5 separate regions of the Homo sapiens genome follow, and regions 2, 3, 4 and 5 are each linked to region 1. A link is a loop called in an ENCODE intact Hi-C map of the cell type or tissue named here. Cell type or tissue: heart right ventricle. All regions are shown on one strand. Each heading gives the region's core, and the rest is flanking DNA. Links, peaks and the distances in the headings are about the cores only.

Evidence for each region. A loop is a pair of places that touch in the nucleus more often than their neighbours do. Peaks named below come from ENCODE experiments on the same cell type or tissue, not always from the same donor. Only the 100,000 strongest peaks of a DNase experiment are listed, where the experiment ranks them.
Region 2: it touches region 1 in a loop (11-fold over the local background); 66 of 110 quality-filtered maps call a loop at or near these places.
Region 3: a loop joins it to region 1, with 5 times the contacts of the local background. A loop is called at or near these places in 58 of 110 quality-filtered maps.
Region 4: it touches region 1 in a loop (2.2-fold over the local background); 10 of 110 quality-filtered maps call a loop at or near these places.
Region 5: it touches region 1 in a loop (4-fold over the local background); 19 of 110 quality-filtered maps call a loop at or near these places.

The regions. Positions count from the first base shown.
Region 1 is chr5:16,454,052-16,458,051 of GRCh38, reverse strand. The region is part of intron 4 of ZNF622 (zinc finger protein 622); the gene reads left to right. Among named protein-coding and RNA genes, the nearest start is that of ZNF622, 9.7 kb to the left of the region's middle. In heart right ventricle, for the core only: CTCF peaks have their summits at 370, 1,427 and 1,641 (motif pointing right); no DNase peak of the experiment used is centred there; H3K27ac peaks cover 2,056 bases.
Region 2 is chr5:16,159,092-16,163,091 of GRCh38, reverse strand. All of the region lies in intron 2 of MARCHF11 (membrane associated ring-CH-type finger 11), which reads left to right. Among named protein-coding and RNA genes, the nearest start is that of MARCHF11, 19 kb to the left of the region's middle. In heart right ventricle, for the core only: a CTCF peak has its summit at 2,180 (motif pointing left); no DNase peak of the experiment used is centred there.
Region 3 is chr5:16,177,239-16,181,238 of GRCh38, reverse strand. It overlaps MARCHF11 (membrane associated ring-CH-type finger 11), which reads left to right and starts at 1,448. Exons shown (of 4, transcript NM_001102562.3): 1 at 1,448-2,200; 2 at 3,358-3,513. The coding sequence starts at 1,664. It overlaps MARCHF11-DT (MARCHF11 divergent transcript), which reads right to left and starts at 998. Exons shown (of 2, transcript NR_149044.1): 1 at 799-998. It overlaps LOC105379640 (a long non-coding RNA gene), which reads left to right and starts at 435. Exons shown (of 3, transcript XR_001742613.2): 1 at 435-594; 2 at 740-813; 3 at 1,160-1,294. In heart right ventricle, for the core only: a CTCF peak has its summit at 2,045; a DNase peak (open chromatin) is centred at 2,268; H3K4me3 peaks cover 1,814 bases; H3K27me3 peaks cover 1,939 bases.
Region 4 is chr5:16,351,434-16,357,556 of GRCh38, reverse strand. No RefSeq gene overlaps it. Among named protein-coding and RNA genes, the nearest start is that of LINC02150, 87 kb to the left of the region's middle. In heart right ventricle, for the core only: no CTCF peak of the experiment used is centred there; no DNase peak of the experiment used is centred there.
Region 5 is chr5:16,664,012-16,670,134 of GRCh38, reverse strand. It overlaps MYO10 (myosin X), which reads left to right. Exons shown (of 41, transcript NM_012334.3): 40 at 1,667-1,858; 41 at 3,342-6,123. The coding sequence ends at 3,443. Among named protein-coding and RNA genes, the nearest start is that of RETREG1, 50 kb to the right of the region's middle. In heart right ventricle, for the core only: a CTCF peak has its summit at 3,123; DNase peaks (open chromatin) are centred at 2,834, 3,114 and 3,747; H3K4me3 peaks cover 639 bases; H3K27ac peaks cover 1,658 bases.

The DNA of each region.
Region 1 (4,000 bases), core at 1-4,000:
GAATAACCATGAATGTGAGAAGCATACATGGTTGTTTATTGTGTAGGAAGAAAGAATCGTGATTAACTGATAAGAATAGGAGAAGCTACAGAAGACATGTTTGAGAAATGAAAGGGGATGGAAAGGTAGAGATGATAATAAGATCTTAATGTCTGGTATTTACTGAGCAGTTAGCACATTCAGGCAGATGTATTTGTCTTTATAGGCCAACGTGAGTTAGATTCCAGCATCTTCATTTTACATATGAAGCTTAGAGAGGCTGAGTAACTTACCAGGATCACATGCCTAATCAGCAAAGCCTTTTTCCAATATCTGTATACTGCCTTGGGAGATTTGCAGTAACGGTGCAGGCAGGAACAACACACCCTGCTGGTGGAGAGGTCCGCAATGAAGCAGCCTTGTCTTATGGCTTTCCACATAGAATGTCACTGCTTAGGTACAGATGACTATCTTTAGCTCAGAATGATAACCCTGTAAGGCCAAGAGCAGCTTTAGAGTGTGGCAATAGGAGGAAAGGTCAGGCAGAACCTATTTTGAAGATGACAGTTCTTTCTACAGTGATAAGAAGGTTATAATGCAATATATTATTATGGCCTATCTAATACACAGTGGTAAAACCTAAATCCCAGAGAACCTTTTCTAGTCTTTCTCTGGTGACAGTACCCATATAGAACATCAGAAATATGTTTAATAACTTATTTTCCAGAACTGTATGTTTGACTTGTTGTCTCCTTAGCTTCTGCTTCTTAAACGGTAGAATCAGATAACCATAGACCTTAAGTAAATTGAATAAGACAATCCTAGTACAGCAGTGTCTGCCGTGTAGTAGGATCACTATAGTGTTTGCTTCATTTTGCATCTACTTTAGCACAATATATTACAAACCTTAGCATAACGTGAGCATATCTATTCAAGAAATCTAGGATGTTTCAGAGAAGTTTTCATCTAGACTTTAAATTTTTGAAACTTATAAAAAATAAAGAATCCTCAGCTTTGTCCTGGGTGACTGAGTTTTTTAAGGTATCTAAAAAGATACCCATTTTGACCGCCAAAGCCAAGCCCATTTTTGGCTTTGGCTAGCCTTAGAAAGATCTTAGAGAGATCTTCCTCTCCCACATCCAGATGGCTTAGTAACTCCTAAATGTCTTTTGAGTATTTTTGAGTATTTTTTTTTTTGTATTCATTTATCTGTGTCACCATTATACCCTCCTGTCTGGTCATCTCTAATCTGGTTTCCACATGACCACCAAAACATTCTTTCTAAAACACCAGTAGATTTTCTTTACCCTCTGTAGTTCCTCCACTGGGAGCCATTGCCTTTAGGGTAACTTTGAGTTTCTCTCGCTTCTGGTCCCTCAGGTGTGTAGTGCTATTCCTCTACCCCACCCACATACAGTTCTCTTCCTCTGGGTGTTTACATGTGTGGTGCCTCTTTTATTCCTACTTTTCTTGTAAGATTCAACTTATTTAGATTCAACCCTCTGGGAAGGCTTCCTGAACTCATCTTCTGTCCATTTACTGGGTAACAAGAGTCTCTCCCCTGCTGCTGGGACACTAAATCTAGTTACTCAGATTGGACTTCAGTAAAATCAAGCAGGCTATCTCAAAGCTAATGACAAAAAGTATCCACTAGAGGGCACTGTGAGCATTTATTTTGAAGATTGTGGTCTGGCAAGGTTTTTTTGGGTTTCCTTCGTTGCTCTTCAGCTCTTTTGGAGTAAGTTGGTATGAAAGGCCCATTCAATTGGATGTCAGAAATTGTAAGGCCGTTTGTTAAGAAGGAGTGGACATTAGCCTGGTGTGATGGTGTGTGCCTATAGTCTCAGCTAAGGCAGGAGGATCACTTGAGCCCAGGAAGTCAAGAGTCACAAGGCTGCAGTGAGTCATGATCACGCCACTGCACTCCAGCCTGGGTGATAGAACAATATGCTGTCTCCTAAAAACAAAAAAAGAAAAAAAGGAGTGGATGGTCTATAAGTGGCTACTGCTGTGTCAAAAGCTAGATGGACAGGTCGCATGCTTCACCATGACTTAGACATAACCAATCCCTTATTTATTGGGCAGTCACCCTGTGTTCTAGAAAATACTTTTCCTTGATGAGGGCCTTCAAGTGTAGCTGTCCTTAGCCCATCATACGTGGTGCTAATATCAGGTGGTCACTGTCATTGGCACAGGGTAGGGGGAGCTCTGAATGCTATTTTCAGTTCCTTCTTACCAGCTGTTGGAAACCTTGGCATTGAGTAATGAAGCCATTTCAAAGACGCTTTAAAAGGCCAACGTGCTGTAGGATGTGTTTCCACATGTTGCTTAAGAATATAAGTATATTGAATTCTTATGTACTAATGACCAACATTATCACCTTGCAAACCTGGAGCGTCCAGACCTAACGTTACAAATAGAACATCACAGTGAACAATGCTGGAATTTCCTGTAGACCCTCCATTTAAGCTTGTGTTTTATCCATCAACTACATCTCACCTATTTCCTGTGGTCTAAGAGCTTTGTTAACTCTTATGCTGTCAAAACAGTCAGGTTTAGGGAAAATGTTTTTATCCACACTAGTATCCAAAGACCATGTCTTTGAATCGAAAGCTTCTTTTTGTCATCTCTTGAGTATGATGATAAAACAAGCAACTGAAAGTAACTACTTTTCCATATCTGTGTATCAAGCAAATTATTTTCCAGTTATTTTGGCAGGTATAGGGACTTAAAATAACCAAAATAATTTTCTTATGCAAATTGAAAGTCTGGATCCTAAAAGCAAATACAGACTTCCACAATATTTATAGTATCTGGTTCATGGTCTTTTTACACAAAAGATTCTGAAAGAAATGGCTTTACCTAGGTAAATATAAATCTTTCCTGGAAACCGTACACAGGGTTCTACCTAGCCAACTATCCTTTATTCATTTTCAGTGGAAATGGCTTTTTCGTGCCTTATGTATATGCTGTTGTTAAATATCTGCATGGTTATGTCTGTCTGGGAAGATATTTGATTACTTTTGTCCTAATTAATATTCTTGTGAAAGGATAGTGTGTATTTAGTAAGCTTTTAGGTAATGCTGATGACACTGGCTTTGCAATGCTGATGACCACCTTTGGAGAGCCACTGCTCTGAGGGAGCCTGGAATTAGTCATCTCTAAACCCAGCCCCCTTCAGGTCATCTCCCTTGAACTTATGACACATGGGTTGGGACATTTTCCCTAGAAAGGGCCAGAGGTGATCGTTTAGGCTTTGTGTGCAATTCTGTCTCTGCAGCAGCTTCCCACCTCTGCTGTTGTAGCAAGCACCAAAGCATCGAGAGATAATACCTACACAGTTGAGCGTGGCTGTGTGGCAGTAAAACAAACCAAAACAGGCGGTTGGCCAGATTTGGTTCTCTGGCTGTAGTTTGCCACCCCTAGATTAATATATCAGATGTGCCTCACCCTTAAATAAGAACCTTGAATTGTTCCTCCAGTAGATATCTTTACTTACCTCAGGTTTTTATTATTCCAGCTACAGAATTTCCAATTGGTGGCCAATACCTTTGTCCCATAGTTTTTTTTTTTTTTTTTTTTTTGGAGACGGAGTCTTGCTGTGTTGCCCAGGCTGGAGTGCAGTGGTATGATCTTGGCTCACCGCAAGCTCCGCCTCCCGGGTTCACACCATTCTCCTGCCTCAGCCTCCCGAGTAGCTGGGACTACAGGTGCCCACCACCACGCCCGGCTAATTTTTTTGTGCTTTTAGTAGAGATGGGGTTTCACCGTGTTAGCCAGGATGGTCTCGATCTCCTGACCTCGTGATCCGTCCACCTAGGACTCCCAAAGTGCTGGGATTACAGGCGTGAGCCACCGCACCCGGCCCTGTCCCATAGTTTTTTTATTTGAAATATTCAGAGTCTATTTTCTTTTTTCTCACTCTGTTACAAGTTAGTGGGCCTATGAGATAATGAGATATACAATCGTGTTGTAATAACATCAGCATACTTTGAAAATTAAATTTAGAAATTCATTTCTG
Region 2 (4,000 bases), core at 1-4,000, 290 kb after region 1:
TGTTAAACATTTGTTACACATCTTTTAGAAGAGTTGAGATAGTATGAGGATCAGTGTAATATAATAAAAAAAGCATGGACTTTGGCAATATGCAGACCAAATCCAGATTTCAGCTCAGCCACTTACTCAGCTGTATAAGCAACAACGCTACTCTATGTTTCATTTCTTAATGTTGTTGGAAGGATGAAATCAAGTAACATTTTCAAAATGCTTGGCATTTGATGGTCTCTTATTGATTCTTGACTCCTAGTCTTATTAGAACAGGACTTGCAATACATAAAATTGTGTTATATTTTGGATTTGCTGTGTATTCATTTATTTGTTCATCCATTTAATATTTCAACAAATATTTATTAATTACCTACTAGATACCAGTATTCTAGTCACTGGGAATGAATAAAAGTAAACAAAAAAGACAAAATCTCAGCCATTAGGCTCATACCTTGCAAACAGACTGATAATATATAAGTAGAAATTCCAAGTAAAAGAACTAATCATAAGAAAAAAACATTGGGCAATGAAGGGGGCTATGAATTGTTGAGAGATATTGTTAAAATTTTAGATAGAATGGTCAGTGAAGGCTACCAATCCATGATCTTTGAATTGATTGACAGATTTTAAAAAATATATTGCCTTCTAGAAATAGGGTATGCTAGTGAATATTTACTATGGTTTGTTTTCCTACTGAAGTATATTTCACTTTGGGTTTTAGTTTTCCATGAGTGAACTGGAGAGGTCAATATTTACAGCTTATATCAATATGTAAAAAGCCTTGATAAAGGCTCAGTTTTCTCAATCTATTTTATATCTAGCATGTTCTAGTGAGATGTTGGTTTTAGGGGCATGGAAAAAATGAGTACAATCAGATAGACATTCAGAGAAAAAGAATAGTGAAAATGGATTCTGGATTCTGAGAAACAGGTGGTCAGTTTGCTCCTCCTGAGTTATTTAAAATATTTATTTATGTTGCCATTTTAAGCATTTAATTTATAGAATTATCAAAGCATTAGGATTTCAAAAACCTCTCTATATGATAAATTGCGTCTACCTGGACTATAATTATTTTTAATATCGATTTTTATAAATACAGTGATAATACAACAAGTGAAAAATAATTTTAGACCTGTGTTCTCCTTGGACAAGTACAGTTTTTCTGTTAAAAGCCCACAGTTTCTGAGATGGATTATTTTGAAGAGACGCTTCATCATCTCATTGAATGCCCTCTAGGAACCTGGCTATTTGGAGAATGAATATTTGAGGCTGTAATTTTCAAGATAATATAATTGGGAGATATTGAAGTGGCTTGTACATGACTTGGCCACTGGGAAAGACACACAATGGCTTGAAGAGGGGAAATAACTTTTTATGTTGCTCCTGGAGCTACACAAATTGATATTTGGGCTTCCAGACTCCATTTGAAATAAATGGCTTCCATTTATCAGTGTGGTAAGATGCTGGGAAGCCAGTATTTTTTGAATCTTTGCCATTGACAATGAATATGAATATAAAGGAGTTTTGAAGGGTGAAGATTCTTTCCTCTGCAAAACTTTTAACAATATGGAGACATTTTGTTTGAGCTTATGGTACTTAGTCAACCAAAATGGAATAATCCGTTTCCCAAATAAGATGGGAAATGTCATCCATAACTTAAAACCTTTAGCTCTCAGAGTCCGTAAGCATAAGTGGGTTATTAAGAATCCTTTATTCAGGAGAAAAGCGATGGTCATTTCATGAGGAATAAGATGTGCTGTTTATGAACACATGCAGGAAGGAAGACAGATCATTTTTAGGGTAAGTACTCTCCATGGAGGCCTTGTCTGGGTTTCCTGAATTTGGCTGATTGCTTTCATAGTGGACTAATTTAGATCATCTGTTAAAAGTTTAAAACCTTTCTGGGGTGGGGGGAGGGGGGAGGGATAGCATTAGGAGATACACCCAATGTAAATGAAGCGTTAATGGGTGCAGCACACCAACATGGCACATGTATACATATGTAACAAACCTGCACGTTGTGTACATGTACCCTAAAGCTTAAAGTATAATTTAAAAAAAGTTTAAAACCTTTCCAAATAAACCAGGGTGTTCTGAGGGTTTACAGGAGCAAGCATCCTAAGTGTTGGTATCCATGTCCTCAGTTAGACGTCAGAAGAGCTTTACTGTGCAACTCTGCCCTCTAGTGTTTCACACGAACTACGGTTGTGTTCTTGGAATTTGACCCAGAGTGCACAGAGCTCCATTAGGTTAGAGACATTTCTATGTATTTTTTTTTCACCTTTTTGGAAAATAAATTCGACCCAGGTTCCATTTACTTAAAAAGCTTTGCCATTTGTTATTGCTCACCTAATTTGTTTAAAACCAAGGTGTCTCTCTATTTGATGAGATTTTGATTTAATCAATCATTTTCCATTTTCTTTATTCCACTTTGTAATCTGGGCATTTAAATCTTTACTCTGTTCAGATACTTTGAAACAACTACTTCTAAATTATCTTAAGAATATAAAGCATGTGATCTCAGGCATAATATTAAATCCATTTAAAGTTATCATAGTACATTCAAATGTTGATTGTCCAATGTATAGCTGGGTGCAACAAGTTTAAGTAAAAGATAATTATAACATCTAGTGGCAAACATCTCTAAAATATAAAAGATATTTTATATTTTTATTATAAATATAAAATTATAAAATTATATAAATATATATTATATTATTATATTTAATATTTATATATTAAATATTTAATATATAATTAATATATTAAATTATTAAATGTTTATATTAAATATTAAATATATAAATATAAATATTAAATATTTAATATAAATATATTAAAATATAAAATTATAAAAGATATAAAATATAAAAGATAATTATAACATCTCTGGCAAAATATTTGTAATATATTGATGATCAAATATTTTAGATATTTTTCTCAACTAAGAAAAAATTCTTTAGAGAATATCACTTATTTGGATTAATGTATCTGAAAGCAGCCACTGGCCAGTTATAGGGGAAGTTTTGTTATTTGTAAAAGAAACAGTGGTTGTGTTTTGGCTTCTTTTGTTTGGCTTCAGATTTTCGAAGATGGTATTTTATTTTGCTTAGGGCAACATTTTTAAAGAGAATTAGATGAGAAACCATTTCATGATGTAAAACTTATGAACTATATTTGAAAATGAGATTTTTAATTACCAAGGATTATTTTACTAATGGCAAGCCATCTTGCTGGAGGGAGAAATTTTTTTCCAAGCAGCTTAAGTTCTTAGTTAACAACCAGAGGAACATTAATTAAGCAGTAACTATTGAGGCACCGACCATCTCCTGAGGATCAATCATTGATGGGAGGATGTATGGAGAATGAGCCTCTCTGGCAGGCTGTGAATCCCTGAAAATGGCTCTGTACCCTGGAAATAACTGAAAATAAAAAAGAAATAAAAGAAGAGATAGAAATAATTTTCTTTTTCTAAATGGGAAATACAATTTCATTTCAGAGGTATAAAGCAATTCAAGAACATTAATAATGGGTATTAGTCAAACATTATTTGTCTGGAAGCACATGCATATCGTTTCAGATCAGTGAGGCCAAAATTGCTCTTGGTTTGATGCACAGAGAATATGACCTATTAGTTACTGAAAATGAATGGTGTGCAAGTAGCTATAAAGAACTTGGTTTGTTGTACTGTCTCTGCCTTATTATCTAACTCATACACCAAGAACTATTTGAAAGTGTGGCAAAAGGTAGAAGGAATGCTATGCTCTATCAGGGAAAATCAATTTAACTGTGGGTTTCAAGTGTCTTTCAGGTGGAGCTGGGGCTTCTGAAACTGACTTTAGGAGCAGGAAGCTTCTGTTGTATGATGGTGTGTCCATAAAACTTATTAAACTTATTTTATTCATTTATATAATTTTTCAAGATAGATCATCAAATTTTAATGTTACTGAGTATGAGAAGTTTGTCAATATGGTTTTTTTTAAATAGTTACTTTAAAATGATGAATAGA
Region 3 (4,000 bases), core at 1-4,000, 280 kb after region 1:
CCAATTTCTGTCAAAAGAGGTAGGTCTTCTTTATGAATCAAATATACTTCTTACTGCCAAAACGTGAAATGGAAAAACGAACTTAAGCTAGTAGTTTATCTCAGCCATTACAGAGTATCTATTAGTGGGAATCAATGGCGCCAAACACACAATGTACTACAATACTATTTTAGGAGGCAGAAGAAAGGATTGGAAGAAAAAATTATTGGCATTTGAACCAGAAAATCTGGTCAGGGAACACAGAAGTTCTTTGTTAATAGTTCTATAACCTTGAACAAGTTATTTTGCCTTTCTGATCCTGGGTCTTCGGCTATGAAACGCTGCCAAAAATGACTGCTCTGTGTCTTTGTGTCAAAGACTGAAAGCGTCACATCAGTGAAAATTCGGATAGACACACTGCCGCATATAAATCCGGTGCTTTATGATCTCACACTGCACGGATTTGGAAACTACTGCATGTGCACGATTCTCAGCCTAGTTCCCTGCAGGTGAGGGATTTTTTTTTTTTTCCAGAAAGAAAACTGTTAGCTCTGCCCTGAAGATGAGTCCCACAGAGGTTTTGCAGGGTGGAGTTACCGAGAAATTGACTTCGGGGTGAGTAAAACTAAGATCCGGGGAAGGCTGCAGCCACTTTTCCAGGGTAAGGGGCGGTGTCATTTGCTTCCTCATGCGGCAACGACGAAAGTGATTATAAGCCACAGAACGTGGCGCCAGGGTTCACTAGTATAAACCATTTCAGGAGACGAAGCTCCGACCTCCCAGGCACCAAGATCTTTACCAACAACCCGGGATGCTCACTGCAGGAGGGAGCGGGTGAGGAGGACACAGGGATTCGAGGGCGGGACAGACAGGGAGAGGACACAGGTTCCAGAGACTTCTGTTTTAAGGCTCTCGAGGATCCCTGAGAGTGCCCTTGAGGGCTCCAAGCGCGGGGAGCGAGGGCCTGGAAGTGGCGGTTACAGTCCCGGGTCCCGCGCCCTTTCCCGCTCCACTGCTCAGCCAGTTCGGGCGCGCCCAGGGCACCCGCCTCGCGCACCCTTAAGCCCACGCGGGTCTCGGCTCAGACTGTCGCGCCCCACCCGGCCCGCGCCACATCCCACCGGCCCATCCAGTAACGGTTTCTGGACCCGCGGCCTCTCCCCTGCCCCCTACTTCCCAGCTCACGAGAGCCGCAGCGCTGCGCCGTTTGGAGAGGGGTCATCCGCCCCGGAACCGACGTGAGCGCGGGGCCGGCCCGTGGAGGCGGCTGAGGGATCCCCCACTTCCAGCCCGCCCGCTCGGAGCCGAACCCCGAACTCCGTCCCACTGATCCGCGCCCCCAGCCCACCCCGCGCCCGCGCCCCGTCACCCCCGCCGCGCCGCTCCTCCCTCCCGCCCCCTCGCTTCTCCGGCCCCCCCTTCCGCGGCGCGGCTCTCACGCGCAGCCGAATTCGGCGCCGCCTCCATCAGAGCCGAGCCGGCGGCTCCACCGAACGGCCGCGCCTGCCGCCGCCGCAGCTGCAGAACCTTCCGCATCCCCTCCCCGTCCCGCCCCCTAGCCCCAGGCGTCCGGGCCCCCTCCCTCCTTTTCCCCTCTCCCTCCCGCCCCCTCCGCGCTCTCTTTCCCTGCAGCCAGAGCCCGGCCCGCCAGCCGGGCCGGCAGGAGGGCGGCGGCGGCACAACCATGAGCTTTGAGGGCGGCCACGGCGGCAGTCGGTGTCGCGGGGCGGAGAGCGGGGACGCCGAGCCTCCCCCGCAACCTCCCCCGCCGCCGCCGCCGACGCCGCCGCCGGGAGAGCCGGCCCCGGTCCCCGCGGCCCCGCGCTACCTGCCGCCGCTGCCCGCGTCCCCCGAGACCCCCGAGCGCGCCGCGGGGCCAAGCGAGCCGCTAGGGGAGGTGGCCCCGCGGTGCAGGGGAGCGGACGAGCTGCCGCCTCCGCCCCTGCCCCTGCAGCCCGCCGGCCAGGAAGTGGCGGCGGCCGGCGACTCCGGGGAAGGTCCGAGGCGCCTCCCGGAGGCGGCAGCAGCGAAAGGCGGCCCCGGGGAGTCTGAGGCCGGCGCGGGCGGCGAGCGCGAGCGGCGGGGCGCCGGAGACCAGCCCGAGACGCGCTCGGTGTGCAGCAGCCGCAGCAGCAGCAGTGGCGGCGGCGACCAGCGCGCTGGGCACCAGCACCAGCACCACCAGCCCATCTGCAAGATCTGCTTCCAGGGCGCGGAGCAGGTAAGGCCCGGCGAGACCCCGAGGCAGCCGGTGGCGGCTCCAGCTCGCGCCGGTCAAGCTTTCAGCACCACGGACAGCGCACGCCTACCTCCCAGTTTGCCTCCAGTGAGGCTCGTCTGGTTCTGCCCTGTGAGCGCTGGCTCCAATATGCCTTCCCCTTTCCCTTCCTGTGAAGGCAAATAGAAATGTCCCAGTGGTGAATACTGGGTTTAATTTCATCTACACTTCCTTTTTCCTTCCTGGCTTAGGAGCTACATGTTCCTCAGGTGCTTTAGTGATAATGCCAAAAGCGGCTTTTGTGAATTATTCGATGGATTTTGGTTTATGCTTAGAAGCAAACCTGTCAGATGTAAGGTGAAGTCCGTTTTCTACAGATGTATCTTGAGACAGATGTCATATCACAACCAGAAAGGGCAGAGTCTTTCCTTACTGCAAATTTGGGTGACTTAATCTCACGGATGTGAAAAGCATGTGATAGTTTTTACAAGAGAAATAGGAATGGACTTTGAAAGAAAGGCTATTATGCCAACAATTTATATTTTGACAGCAACACAATTCTAAAATTATAAACACCATTGTAGGTGCATGCAAACTTATATGAGAGTAATCATGCAGAGGAAATGATAGCATATGTCCCTTACAAATGTGTGGTCTGAGAAAAGATTAGGTGTAATGTTTTTAAAAGTAAGGAAATTGCATAAGAATATACAGGCTTTCAGGAATATAGTGCCCTAAGACAATATTTATGATGCTACATTTAGAAAAAAAAGCATAATGCCGCTTTCTGGGATGCCATGCGTTTCTTCTTTAGCAATGATTAAGAATAACTGCAGAGGAAATGCATCTGACCATCCACTTAAAAGTTATTAAAGAGATTTAATAGTACAGCTTTCCCCCACGGGTATTGGGAGCTATATCTTGCAGACATTTTGTATGTTGGTAGAACATTTATGTCATAACTCTAAGCAATGTCTTTGAAATAGTTTTAAGACTTAGTTTCATTCCCATCAGAGGTATAAAATTTTAATTTCATTTCCTATGATAGAGCCTGATGCTGTATCCTGAGTAAATGGCTTTGAAAGAAAAGAAAGGAAGCATTAGGTTTTTAAAATAGAGACACAGACACAGATATTCACACTGAGCTGTTTTCTTTTTAGGGTGAGTTGTTGAACCCCTGCCGATGTGATGGGTCAGTTCGGTATACACATCAGCTGTGCCTGCTAAAATGGATCAGTGAGAGAGGTTCCTGGACCTGTGAACTTTGCTGTTATAGATACCATGTTATAGCCATTAAAATGAAACAACCTTGCCAGGTAAGCAGTTTCAACATTTATTTTTCCTGAAATAATTTTGTTAACATGAATGCACTTAAGCTTAGTTATTACTAAGGATATTTACTTATGCTACTTAAAAACATTTTGTGAAAATTACACTAAAACCAAGATTTAGAATTTGTAAACATGTGTTTTTGAGAAAGCCATGACATTTTATCTGAGAAACTCAAAAGACATTTTAATCGAATGGTTTCCTTTATTAATTTTTTACTTATTGATAAAATGATACCAGTCTTTTTTCTAAAAAGGCAAGTTGGTAAAATGACTTGTACCACACTTAAATCAATTTTATTCATTAGAAATGTTACACAATTGATTTTATTAATATTTTGTTAACTTAAGCATTTAAGCTCTAATGGGCTCCATTTATGGAGAACAGATACAAGTAAAACAAAACTTCACTGGTATGAAAACTTTGGTTGAACCTATTAGTTCTAATCTGAATGTTATTTCCACTTAACCAGGC
Region 4 (6,123 bases), core at 956-4,955, 100 kb after region 1:
GGCAACAAAAGCCAAAATTGACAAATGGGATCTAATTAAACTAAAGAGCTTCTGCTCAACAACACAAAACTTTTATTGGAATTAATGAAATGATGAATGTTGCTTCTGATAAGAAGCTAGTGGAGGTGATTACACTAAATTATACTAAAAAGCCCCAGTGCAAATGTGCACAAACATGAATGCTACAAAAGATTGTTCCACTGAACACCTGGAGATTCATCAGAATCCTTACTCCTGTTCCCTCTGTTGCAACTCAAGTTTCTCACATGTCCAGTTGCTCTGGTATATGCTTGTTTACAATAGGGCTAGTGAGAAGAGGATTTTCCAGAGAATATTTTGGCAAAGAGTGATTGGTTTCACAGGTGTATGGGATACGCCTAAACTCATCAAATTGTATACAATAAACATGTTGCTATGCTATGAATGCTCATATCACCTCCAAAATTCATGTTGAAACTTATTCCCCAGTGCAATGGGATTACAACATGGGGCCTTTTAGGAGGTAATTAGAGGTAGTTAGTTACCTCTTTTAGGAGGTAACTAATCCCCTCACGGGTGGGATTAGTGCCTTATAAAAGGACTTGACGGGACAAGTTTGCCCCTTCAGTCCATTCTGCCATTTGAGGATGAATGCATCCTCAAATGCATTGTACCCTCTGGAGAAATTAGCATTCAAGGAACCATTCTGGAAGCAGAGAGCAGCCCTCGCCACACACTAAACCTTTTGACACTTGGATCTTAGACTTTCCAGACTCCAGAACTGTGTGAAATAAATTTCTATTATTTCTTTCTTTCTTTTTTTTTGAGACGAAGTCTTGCTCTTGTCCCCAGGCAGGAGTGCCATGAAATGGCGTGATCTTGGCTCACTGCAACCTCTGCCTCCTGGGTTCAAGTGATTCTCCTTCCTCAGCCTCCTGAGTAGCTGGGATTACAGGTGCCTGCCACCACATCTGGCTAATTTTTGTATTTTTAGTAGAGACAGGGTTTCACCATGTTGGCCAGCTGGTCTCGAACTCTTGACCTCAGGTGATCCGCCCGCCTCGGCCTCCCAGAGTGTTGGGATTACAGGTGTGAGCCACCGCGACCAGCCTCTATTATTTCTAAGTTACCCAGTCTCTGGTATTTTGTTATAGCAGCATGCAATAACTAAGACAAACGTGCAACTCTTTTGTGTGTCAATTATACCTCAATAAAACTGTCAGTTTAAAAAGTATTTGTTTGACAAATGAAATATGAGCAATGTTTTCCCATCTTTAAAGTCATGTCAAAAAATAGGTCATCATGAATATTCATAATATGATCACTGTTCTTGGATAGTTACTGATATAAGCAACTCCTTTGACCCCCAAACCAAAGCTAATCATAAAGTGATCCTGCGGAAGAATTAGATATTTAAATGTAGGAACAAAATGACTTCAATAATCAATTTGTGGTTTAAAACAAACTTCCTGGAACTTATGCATGAATACTATTGCTTTAAATAAGTGGCTTTGAAAAAAATGTATACTTCATTTCTCAGAAGTTTACACTACATGGCCGTGAGGTAGATCATTCATTCATTCATTCATTCATTCATTCAGTGTGCACCTATAATGAGTCAGGCACTGTTCCAGGCATTGGAGATCCAGAGCTGAGTGAAGCTGGTGAGGTATGTGTTTTTCTTTGGCTCACAATCTAGTGGAGAAAAGGGGAGAGTGCAGATAATGAACAAGATTGAGATAATTTCTGTAAAGGCAACAAAAAAGAAGTGAAGCAGGAGAGAGCCAGGGTGTAGGAAACCAGCTAGGGACCAGAGAAAAAAAGAGGATAAGAAAGGAGCCAAGGCAGGACATGACCATCGGAGACGAAATAAAAGTCTGAGCATCACAACCCTAGCTTGGTTTGAAGTCCTTGGAGAGTCAATGAATGAAGACAAGAAGGGAATGGGCTGGGCCTGCCACGTGGAGATGGCCAGAACCTGAGTGCTGCCAGAGATGAGGTGTGGCGAGCAGAACAGCAGCTCCATGCAGAAATAGGATGTGCAAGGGGCCCGGTGCCGTGGCTCATGCCTGTAATCCCAGGACTCTGGGAGGCCGAAGCGGGTGGATCATGAGGTCAGGAGTTTGAGACCAGCCTGGCCAATATGGTGAAAACCCGTCTCTACTAAAAATACAAAAATTAGCTGAGCATGGTGGCGCGTGCGCACCTGTAGTCCCAGCTACCCGGGAGGCTGAGGCAGGAGAATTGCTTGAACCCAGGAGGCGGAGGTTGCAGTGAGCCGAGATTGTGCCACTGCACTGGAGCCTGGGCGACAGGACGAGACTCCATCTCAAAAAAAAAAAAAAAAAAAAAAAAAGAGGATGTGCAAGAAAGAGTTACGTAAGTGAGCCAAAGATGGCCTCTGTGTATGGACCCCTGGGCTGTCTACCAGTTCACAGCAGGCTGAGACCTGTTAGCTCAAAAGCCTACCAACAGCAAACTCAAACTGTTACACATCCAATTGTTTTACACAGAGCCCCAGTGAGCATATTTTTAGTTAAAACCTGCTTGCTTTGCACACACCATGAAACTGTGCCCACCATCTACTAGCCATACACAAGATAAATCCTGGGGCTATAAAGATCCCAAACAGTAGCTTGCTGCCCTCTGGAGCTCTCTGACCCAGAGACTCCCTGCTGGACTGCTGTGTGATGTCACCTAGATGTGTAAATCCTCCCTCCAATTACCCTCTCCCCTGGGAGTTTCATCTCCCCAACTCCTTCTAGTGGCCTTTGCATTATAGCCTCTGGACAGTCACATGCTATGAGGGACTTGTCCTTCCTGGAAACCGGTCAAAGTGGTACCCAAATCAGGCTTGTGTGTGTGTGCTGCTTCCATCTTTTGGTCATATCTTTTTTTTCTTCACCTTTTAAGCTCTGGGGTACACGTGCAGGACATGCAGATTTGTTACATCGGTAAATGTGTGCCATGGTGGTTTGCTGCACAGATCAACCCATCAACTAGGTATTAAGCCCAGCATCCATTAGCTATTCTTCCTGATGCTCTCTTTCCCTCAACCCCCCAACCATGACAAGCCCCAGTGTGTGTTGCTCCCCTCCATGTGTCCATGTGTTCTCATCGTTCTGCTCTCACTTATAAGTGAGAAATGCAGTGTTTGGTTTTCTGTTCCTGCATTAGTTTGCTGAGGACAGTGGCTTCCAGATCCAACCATGTCCTTACAAAGGACATGATCTTGTTTCTTTTATTCCATGGTGTATATGTACCACATTTTCTTTATCTAGTCTATCCTTGCTGAACATTTGCGTTGATTCCATGTCTTTGCTATTGTGAATAGTGCTGCAATGAACATACACATACATGTATCTTTATAATAGAATGATTATATTCCTTTGGGTATACACCCAGCAATGCGATTTCTGTGTCAAATGGTATTTCTGCCTCTAGATCTTTGAGGAATTGCCACATTGTCTTCTACAATGGTTGAACTAATTTACACTCCCACCAACAATGTAAAAGCATTCATTTTTCTCTGCGACTTTGCCAGCATCTGTTGTTTCTTAACTTTTTTTTTTTTTTTTTTGATATGGAGTCTCGCTCTGTTGCCCAGGAGTGCAGTGGGGCAATCTCTGCTCACTGCAAGCTCCGCCTCCTGGGTTCACGCCATTCTCCTGCCTCAGCCTCCTGAGTAGCTGGGACTACAGGCGCCCGCCACCACACCCAGCTAATTTTTTGTGTTTTTTAGTAGAGATGGAGTTTCTCCATGTTAGCCAGGATGGTCTCAATCTCCTGACCTTGTGATCCACCCACCTTGGCCTCACAAAGTGCTGGGAGTACAGGCGTGAGCCACTGTGCCTGGCTGTTTCTTAACTTTTTAATAATCACCATTCTGACTGGTGTGAGATGGTGTCTCATTGTGGTTTTGATTTGCATTTATCTAATGGTCCGTGGCGAGCTTTTTTTTCACGTTTGTTGGCCACATGAATGCCTGCTTTTGAGAAGTGTCTGTTCATATCCTCTGCCGACTTTTTAATGGGTTATTTTTTTCTTGTATATTTGTTTAAGTTCCTTGTAGACTCTGTATAATAGACCTTTATCAGATGGATAAATTGCAAAATTTTTCTCCCATTCTGCAGGTTGTCTGTGTACTCTGTTGATAGTTTCTTTTGCTGTGCAGAAGCTCGTTAGTTTAATTAGATCCCATTTGTCAAATATCCCTTTGTTGCAATTGCTTTTGGTGTTTTTGTTATGAAATCATTTCCTGTTCCTATATCCTGAATGATATTGCCTAGATTTTCTTCTAGGGTTTTTATAGTTTTGAGTTTTACATTTATGTCTTCAATCCATCTTGAGTTAATTTTTGTATAAGGTGTAAGGAAGGGGTCCAGTTGTAATTTTCTGCATATGGCTAGCAAGTTCTCCCAGCAACATTTATTACATAGGGAATCCTTTCCCCGTTGCTTATTTTGGTCAGATTTGTTTAAAATCAGATGATTGTAGGTGTGTGATCTTATCTCTGAGTTATCTATTCTGTTCCATTGGTCTATGTGTCTATTTTTGTACCAGTACCATGGCGTTTTGGTTACTGTAGCCTTGTAGTATAGTTTGAAGTTGAGTGGCATGATGCCTCCAGCTTTGTTCTTTTTGCTTAGGATTGTCTTGGCTATTTGGGCTCTTTCGGGTTCTATTTGAATTTTAAAATTGTTGTTTCTAATTCTGTGAAGAATGCCAATGGTAGCTTAATGGGAATAGCATTGAATCTATAAATTGCTTTGGGCAGTATGACCATTTTCACCATATTGATTCTTCCTATCCATGAGCATGAAATATTTTTCCATTTGCTTGTGTCCCCTCTGATTTCCTTGAGAAGTGGTTTGTAGTTCTCCTTGAAGAGGTCCTTCACTTCCCTTGTTAGCTGTATTCCTAGGTATTTTATTCTTTTAGTAGCAATTGTAAATGGAAGTTCATTCATAATTTGACTCTCTGCTTGACTGTTGTTAGCATATAGGAACGCTAGGAATTTTTGCACATTGATTTTGTATCCTGAGTTGTTAAACAATTGGCTGTCGGTGATTCAGTCAAATGGAGCATCTCTCCTTTCCCCTGGGGATTAGGGGTGTGGCTGAAAGTTCTACACTTTGATCACATGGTTGTTTCCTCTGGTGACCAGAGTAGCCTTCATCCTGCAGCCATCCAGGGGCTCTGTCAAGAGTCACCTCATTAACATAAACTTAGGTATGACTGAAAGGGGCTTATATGAATAATGAAACACGTTTCTATCACCTCTATCTACCCAGAAAATTACAAGGATTTAGAACCCTGTGCCAAAAACTGAGGATGAAGACAAAATATATATTTCTTTTTTCTTTTTTTTTTTTTTGAGATGGAGTCTCTCTCTTGTCGCCCAGGCTGGGGTGCAGTGGCGTGATCGTGGCTCACTGCAACCTCTGCCTCCCCGGTTCAAGCTATTCTCCTGCCTCAGCCTCCTGGGTAGCTGGAATTACAGGCACGCATCACCATGCCCGGCTGATTTTTGTATTTTTAGTAGAGACGGAGTTTCGCCATGTTGGCCTGGCTGGTCTCAAACTCCTGACCTCAGGTCAGGTGATCTGCCTGCCTCGGCCTCCCAAAGTGCTGGGATTACAGGTGTGAGCCACCACGCCTGGCCAAAATATACATTTCTTAATATCACCACATCACAGTGCTCCTGTCCCTCTCCTTTGTTTTATTATTTTCCTTAGATGTGCGTGTCAAAAACTGCTTCAATGTCTTCCTGCCCCAGTCACTGATGGTGCTTATCTGTCCACCAGCTGCTAAACATCAAGAGTTCCTCAGAAGCACATTGTGACAACTTCTGGGATCCAGAACTTACTTAAATGTGCTGAAGGAATACATTGAACAATAATGGCCTATCAAAAACCTGTGTGTGTGTGTGCGCGCGCGTGTGCATGTGTGTGATTGGCAATGGACAAGGGATTGTATAGGGTTCTGGAACTGAGGCATTCCACTCTGGAATTTTGTTGAGATTCTCAGGTAGGTAAATATTACTTAGGGACTCATGAAGCCTATAATGAAATCAAATGATGTCCTCTTCTTACTTCCTCAGACAAACCAGTACCTCTTGAAGCCTAGGACTTTCTCTCAATT
Region 5 (6,123 bases), core at 1,309-5,308, 210 kb before region 1:
AAGGAAGAATGTCTATCTCGTAATGGAATTTAGCCATTGGCATCAACCCAGTACTGATTTTTGTTTTGTTTTAAGTAGACCGCTTATTGAAAAGAAATCTTACTAATTGTCTAGATGAGAGTTTGGCAAACTGGTCTGTGGGTCAGATCTTGCCTGCCTCCTTTTTTCTAAACAAAGTTTTATTGGAACACAGCCAAGCTCATTCCTTTAGATATATTCCCTGGCTGTTTTTGTACAGAGTTGAGTAGTTGTGACAGAGACCATGTGATCCACAAAGTCTAAAAATCTTTACTATGCAGCCCTTAACAGATAAGTGTGCCAGCTCATCGTCTAGATTAGCTTCCATTTTTTATGATCACAGTAATTCAGCGTATATCTGATGACTTTATATTGAGGCTGTATAAAATTCTAAATATTATAAATTCTAGAATCCGTGGGTGGCTTTTCATTAGGTGATGTTTTTGATTGGTTTGGTTGGTTCAATTATGCCTGTTTTTAAGTATAAAAAAATCAGGTGCTTTGTACAAAGCCATAATTCCATTTCTCCCTGACAAGGAATAGATAATAGCAGTTAAACTCTTGGCTTCCTGCAAAACGTGAGCTGTGAATTAGCATAGAAAGCTACTGGCTTGGCCGGGCGCGGTGGCTCATGCCTGTAATCCCAGCGCTTTGGGAGGCCAAGGCGGGCGGATCATGAGGTCAGGAGATCGAGACCATCCTGGCTAACACGGTGAAACCCCATCTCTGCAAAAAATTAGCTGGGCGTGGTGGCATGCACCTGTAATCCCAGCTACTCGAGAGGCTGAGACAGGAGAATCGCTTGAACTCAGGAGGTGGAGGTTGCAGTGAGCCAGGATCACGCCACTGCACTCCAGCCTGGGCGACAGAGTGAGACTCCGTCAAAAAAAAAAAGAAAAAAGAAAGCTACTGGCTTTTGCATGGAGGATGCAGAGAATGTCTGGTTATTAGGGATATAAACTAGAGACTCTTTTCAGCGTCTCCAATTTATAGCCCTCCTGCTTGTCCAGGTTTGGATCAGCCCTGTGTTGTTAGCCCCTTCATATGGGGTCTTATTTTCTTCCACCAATCTGTACAGGAAAGTCTACAGTTAAACTGGTAAAGTCCCTGTTCCCACTCTGCATATGGAAGGCCATTGCTGCTCCTTGTGAAGAGGAGCCAGAACTGCTCAGCATGCGTGATTTGGAGAATTTTCCTCTGTGATCCTAGATTTTGTATTTGAAGACTAACCATCCGCAAAGAGGATTGGAGGCAGAACTGGAGATATTAATACAAGAGTAGACTTGGCTTGGGTTGCAGGGAAGCTTCCTTAAGTCCCCCGGCCAAGCATGTACGTTTCCAGGCCACTTCCACGTAGCTAATCCAAACAGCTAGTAGAATAATGCTGAGAAGTGGAGAGTCAAAGCAAGATGTTAGACTCTGCCAGTTAGTGAGGTTTTCCCAAAAGCGTGAGATTAACTAGTTAGAAATCAAGATAGCCAGAGAGGTGCCATTTTTCATATTTCAGGCCCCTCCATGCATGCATGCACATCGAATATATTTAATCTTCTGCACAGAGGACTTCACTCAAAGCCTGTCTTATGGTTTAGATGCTTTCTGTTGCCAACCACTTCATGACTTAACTCTTCTGTTGACTCTTGCCCACCAGTGCAAGGAAGGTGGCTTCCCTCAGGAACTCTGGTTGGGTGTCAGCGCGGACGCCGTCTCCGTCTACAAGCGTGGAGAGGGAAGACCACTGGAAGTCTTCCAGTATGAACACATCCTCTCTTTTGGGGCACCCCTGGCGAATACGTATAAGATCGTGGTCGATGAGAGGGAGCTGCTCTTTGAAACCAGTGAGGTAAGAGGCAAAGCAAGTTCATCTTTTTATTCATGGTCTTGACAAAACAGAAAAACAGGACCCCATTTCCTCATGCCTTTGACCAGGTCATTTTCTTTGAATATTTTTCTTCAAAACACGAAAATACAGTGTGGTGGTCCCTTTCCAGCTGCCGGTTCCCTGCAGGCCAAAATCTGAGATCACCATATTTTTTTTGTATACTTTTGCAACAGAGGAATCTGGTTCCATTTTGCCAAGGAGTCTTACCCTTGGAGGAAAGGCAGAGAAAGGGAAGTGACATAGATGTCCCTGAAAAAGTATATTATTTGCAACAAAACCTTATGAAAATTAGTTAGCAATTATAGCGGTGTCACAGCTGTGAGACTCGGCTCTGGTGGCCTCTTGAGACCAGGAGGGAGCCGGGAGCATGACCATCCTGGGTGCAGCTCATTCTGGATTGTGAAACCACACACACTAAAAGGCCTCTAAATATATGTGCTACCAGCCTCCAAGTTTAAAAAATATAATACAAGAAGCTTATTGAGGCTTCCACAAAGGGAACAGCTAGCAAGTCAACGTGGTGAGTGGAGAGGAATCACCTGCTGCCTGGTTTGGAATGGAGAGGCATTGAGGAGGGCGTTCCAGCTGCTTGGAGGATGTGGCATTGTAGGTTCCCTAGGCTGATGGGGAGTCGTGCAGTGAGAGGGAAGAGGGTGGAGAGCCCTTGACTCAAGGGTCCCAGGTGCCAGGCTGCAGGATTTGGTGAGATCCAGTAGACAACAAGGAACCACTGTGGGATCTTTGATTGTGCATGGCATAACAGTGAATTTACAGACAGTGATCTCTGGGGTGGGACTGGAAGGGAAGAGAGCAAACAGGGATATGGAAGCCGGTTATGATGCCTGCACAGGGATCCAGGCCAGCTGTGAGAAGGGGTGGCAATGACGGGGACATCATGGGAGGGAGCTAATGGAGATCCCAGCTGGAGGAGGTGGCTGGTGTGGAGCAGAAGCTGGCCTGGCGTCTGGGGAGCTGGCCGCTCTCCCAGCCCCTGGGGCCTCAGTTATCTTGTTTCTTCAGCTGCTTCCTAAGGAGTTGACTAGAATTAGATGATCCAGTCTTTAAAGGCTGTAATTGTGGACTCTGTCATTTCACATTTATTTTAAGCGGGGATAGTAATCCCAGCACTGTTGACACCGAGTAACTTCAGCGTCCTCGGTTAGTTCTGGATTTTAATGTGCAAAGTCTGACAGTTTCCATCAAGCCAAGTTGGCACGTTTGTGCCACCAGGTGGTGCACATTGTATTTGGAAAAGCTGAGATTCCACCTTTCCCTGATGAGGAAGGTGAAAGTGGTTAAACTTCTGGCTTCCTGCAAAATGGGATCCGTCGATTAGCATGGAAGGCTACGGGAGGGTGCCCAGGGAATGTCTGGATTATTAGGCAGGGCCCTTTGCCTGGGGGAGACTTGTGACGCTGTGTCGGTTCTGCTTCCCCCTGGGCAGGTGGTGGATGTGGCCAAGCTCATGAAAGCCTACATCAGCATGATCGTGAAGAAGCGCTACAGCACGACACGCTCCGCCAGCAGCCAGGGCAGCTCCAGGTGAAGGCGGGACAGAGCCCACCTGTCTTTGCTACCTGAACGCACCACCCTCTGGCCTAGGCTGGCTCCAGTGTGCCATGCCCAGCCAAAACAAACACAGAGCTGCCCAGGCTTTCTGGAAGCTTCTGGTCTGAGGGAGGTGTCTCCGAGGATCCTTTTGCCTGCCGCCTTCATTGATCCTGTATTAAGCTGTCAACTTTAACAGTCTGCACAGTTTCCAAAGCTTTACTACTCTTAGAGGACACATGCCTTAAAAAAGGAGGGGAGGAACCACGCTGCCACCAAAGCAGCCGGAAGTGCCTTAACTTGTGGAACCAACACTAATCGACCGTAACTGTGCTACTGAAGGGAACTGCCTTTCCCCCTTCTGGGGGAGACTTAACAGAGCGTGGAAGGGGGGCATTCTCTGTCAATGATGCACTAACCTCCCAACCTGATTTCCCCGAATCTGAGGGAAGGTGAGGGAGTGGGAAGGGGGATGGAGAGCTCGAGGGGACAGTGTGTTTGAGCTGGAGTGCTGCGGGCAGCCTTTCTCATGGAATGACATGAATCAACTTTTTTCTTTGTTTCATCTTTTAAGTGTACGTGCTTGCCTGTTCGTGCATGTGTTCATAAACTCAACACTTTAATCATGGTTTCATGAGCATTAAAAAGCAAAGGGAAAAAGGATGTGTAATGGTGTACACAGTCTGTATATTTTAATAATGCAGAGCTATAGTCTCAATTGTTACTTTATAAGGTGGTTTTATTAACAAACCCAAATCCTGGATTTTCCTGTCTTTGCTGTATTTTGAAAAACACGTGTTGACTCCATTGTTTTACATGTAGCAAAGTCTGCCATCTGTGTCTGCTGTATTATAAACAGATAAGCAGCCTACAAGATAACTGTATTTATAAACCACTCTTCAACAGCTGGCTCCAGTGCTGGTTTTAGAACAAGAATGAAGTCATTTTGGAGTCTTTCATGTCTAAAAGATTTAAGTTAAAAACAAAGTGTTACTTGGAAGGTTAGCTTCTATCATTCTGGATAGATTACAGATATAATAACCATGTTGACTATGGGGGAGAGACGCTGCATTCCAGAAACGTCTTAACACTTGAGTGAATCTTCAAAGGACCCTGACATTAAATGCTGAGGCTTTAATACACACATATTTTATCCCAAGTTTATAATGGTGGTCTGAACAAGGCACCTGTAAATAAATCAGCATTTATGACCAGAAGAAAAATAATCTGGTCTTGGACTTTTTATTTTTATATGGAAAAGTTTTAAGGACTTGGGCCAACTAAGTCTACCCACACGAAAAAAGAAATTTGCCTTGTCCCTTTGTGTACAACCATGCAAAACTGTTTGTTGGCTCACAGAAGTTCTGACAATAAAAGATACTAGCTAACACGCTGTGTGTTTCCTTTATCAGAGGAGGCTCTAAAAACCATGGAGGGGAGGCTTATTTTTGTTTTGGCTTTTTGGTGGTTTTTTTTTTTTTTCTTTAGAGACAGAGTCTCACTCTGTTACCCAGGCTGGAGTACAGTGGCGTGATCTCGGCTCACTGCAGCCTCTGCCTCCTGGGTTCTAGCGATTCTCCTGCCTCAGCCTCCCAAGGAGTTGGGAGTACAGGCATGCATCACCACGCCTGGCTAGGTTTTGTATTTTTAGTAGAGATGGGGTTTCACCATGTTGGCCAGGCTGGTCTCGATCCACCTGCCTCAGCCTCCCAAAGTGCTGGGATTACAGGTGTGAGCTACCGCACCCGGCCGGCTTTTTGGTGTTAATGCTATGGTTTCAGTGTCTGGGCTTTGTGTTTGTTTCATGGACTTGCTCATCAGGTCTAAACACAGATCTGCAGCTGTCTCCACTGCTCTTGTAGACACTGAGTGTGACTTCAAGAAAGCAAAAGAAGGGACTGGTAAATGAAGTCACACACAGCTGAGGACTTGAAATGTGTTTATGTCAGACAGTCCCCTATGTCAGCCCCAAAGTGTGCCTGATCTTGCAACCCTGGATCCTAGAACCTGCCTGCACCTCCCTGTGGACCAGAACACACAGGTAGGCAGTTTGGTTGCCAATGTACCCAAACCACCAGGCCAGGCGTCTAGCATGAGCAAGCGCCACTTCTCTTGCAGACCACTGACTCCCACCCTCTGCTCATGCTCACGGATGGCTTCTTCCCATTCTGCAGGGATTGGGATGGAACCTGAAGCCAGGTGCTGCCTGAAGCCTGTGGCCCCGCCAGGCACCCAAGGAAAGCCGGCAAAGACTTGGATGTGTGTTGTCTTTGTTTTTATTTTAGGCTCAGAAAGAATTTGACAGAAGTCTTCTTTCTACTGCTCACCTCTCAGGATTCCCTCTGTGACTTAATTTACTCTGGAAGGCTGTCGCCCGCCCTCAATTATAGATGGGGAAATAGGCAAGGAAAGGCATGACTCAGATTGGGGGGGTTAGAGCAGCACCATAGTTAGAACATAGATTTACATGTGAGCCTTTACATGGCATAGTTGTGGTTTTGTTTTAGCCTTTTATTTAGAAATAATTACAGACTCAGAGAAAGTTGCAACAGAACGTACAGGGAGGCCTGCGTGCCCTTCAGTTTCCCCAGTGGTAGCATCCCCCATCACTGTAGAGCAGCATCACAGCTGACAAAGTACCGTTGAGCTTCCCCTAGCCACAGAACCTATTCCAATTT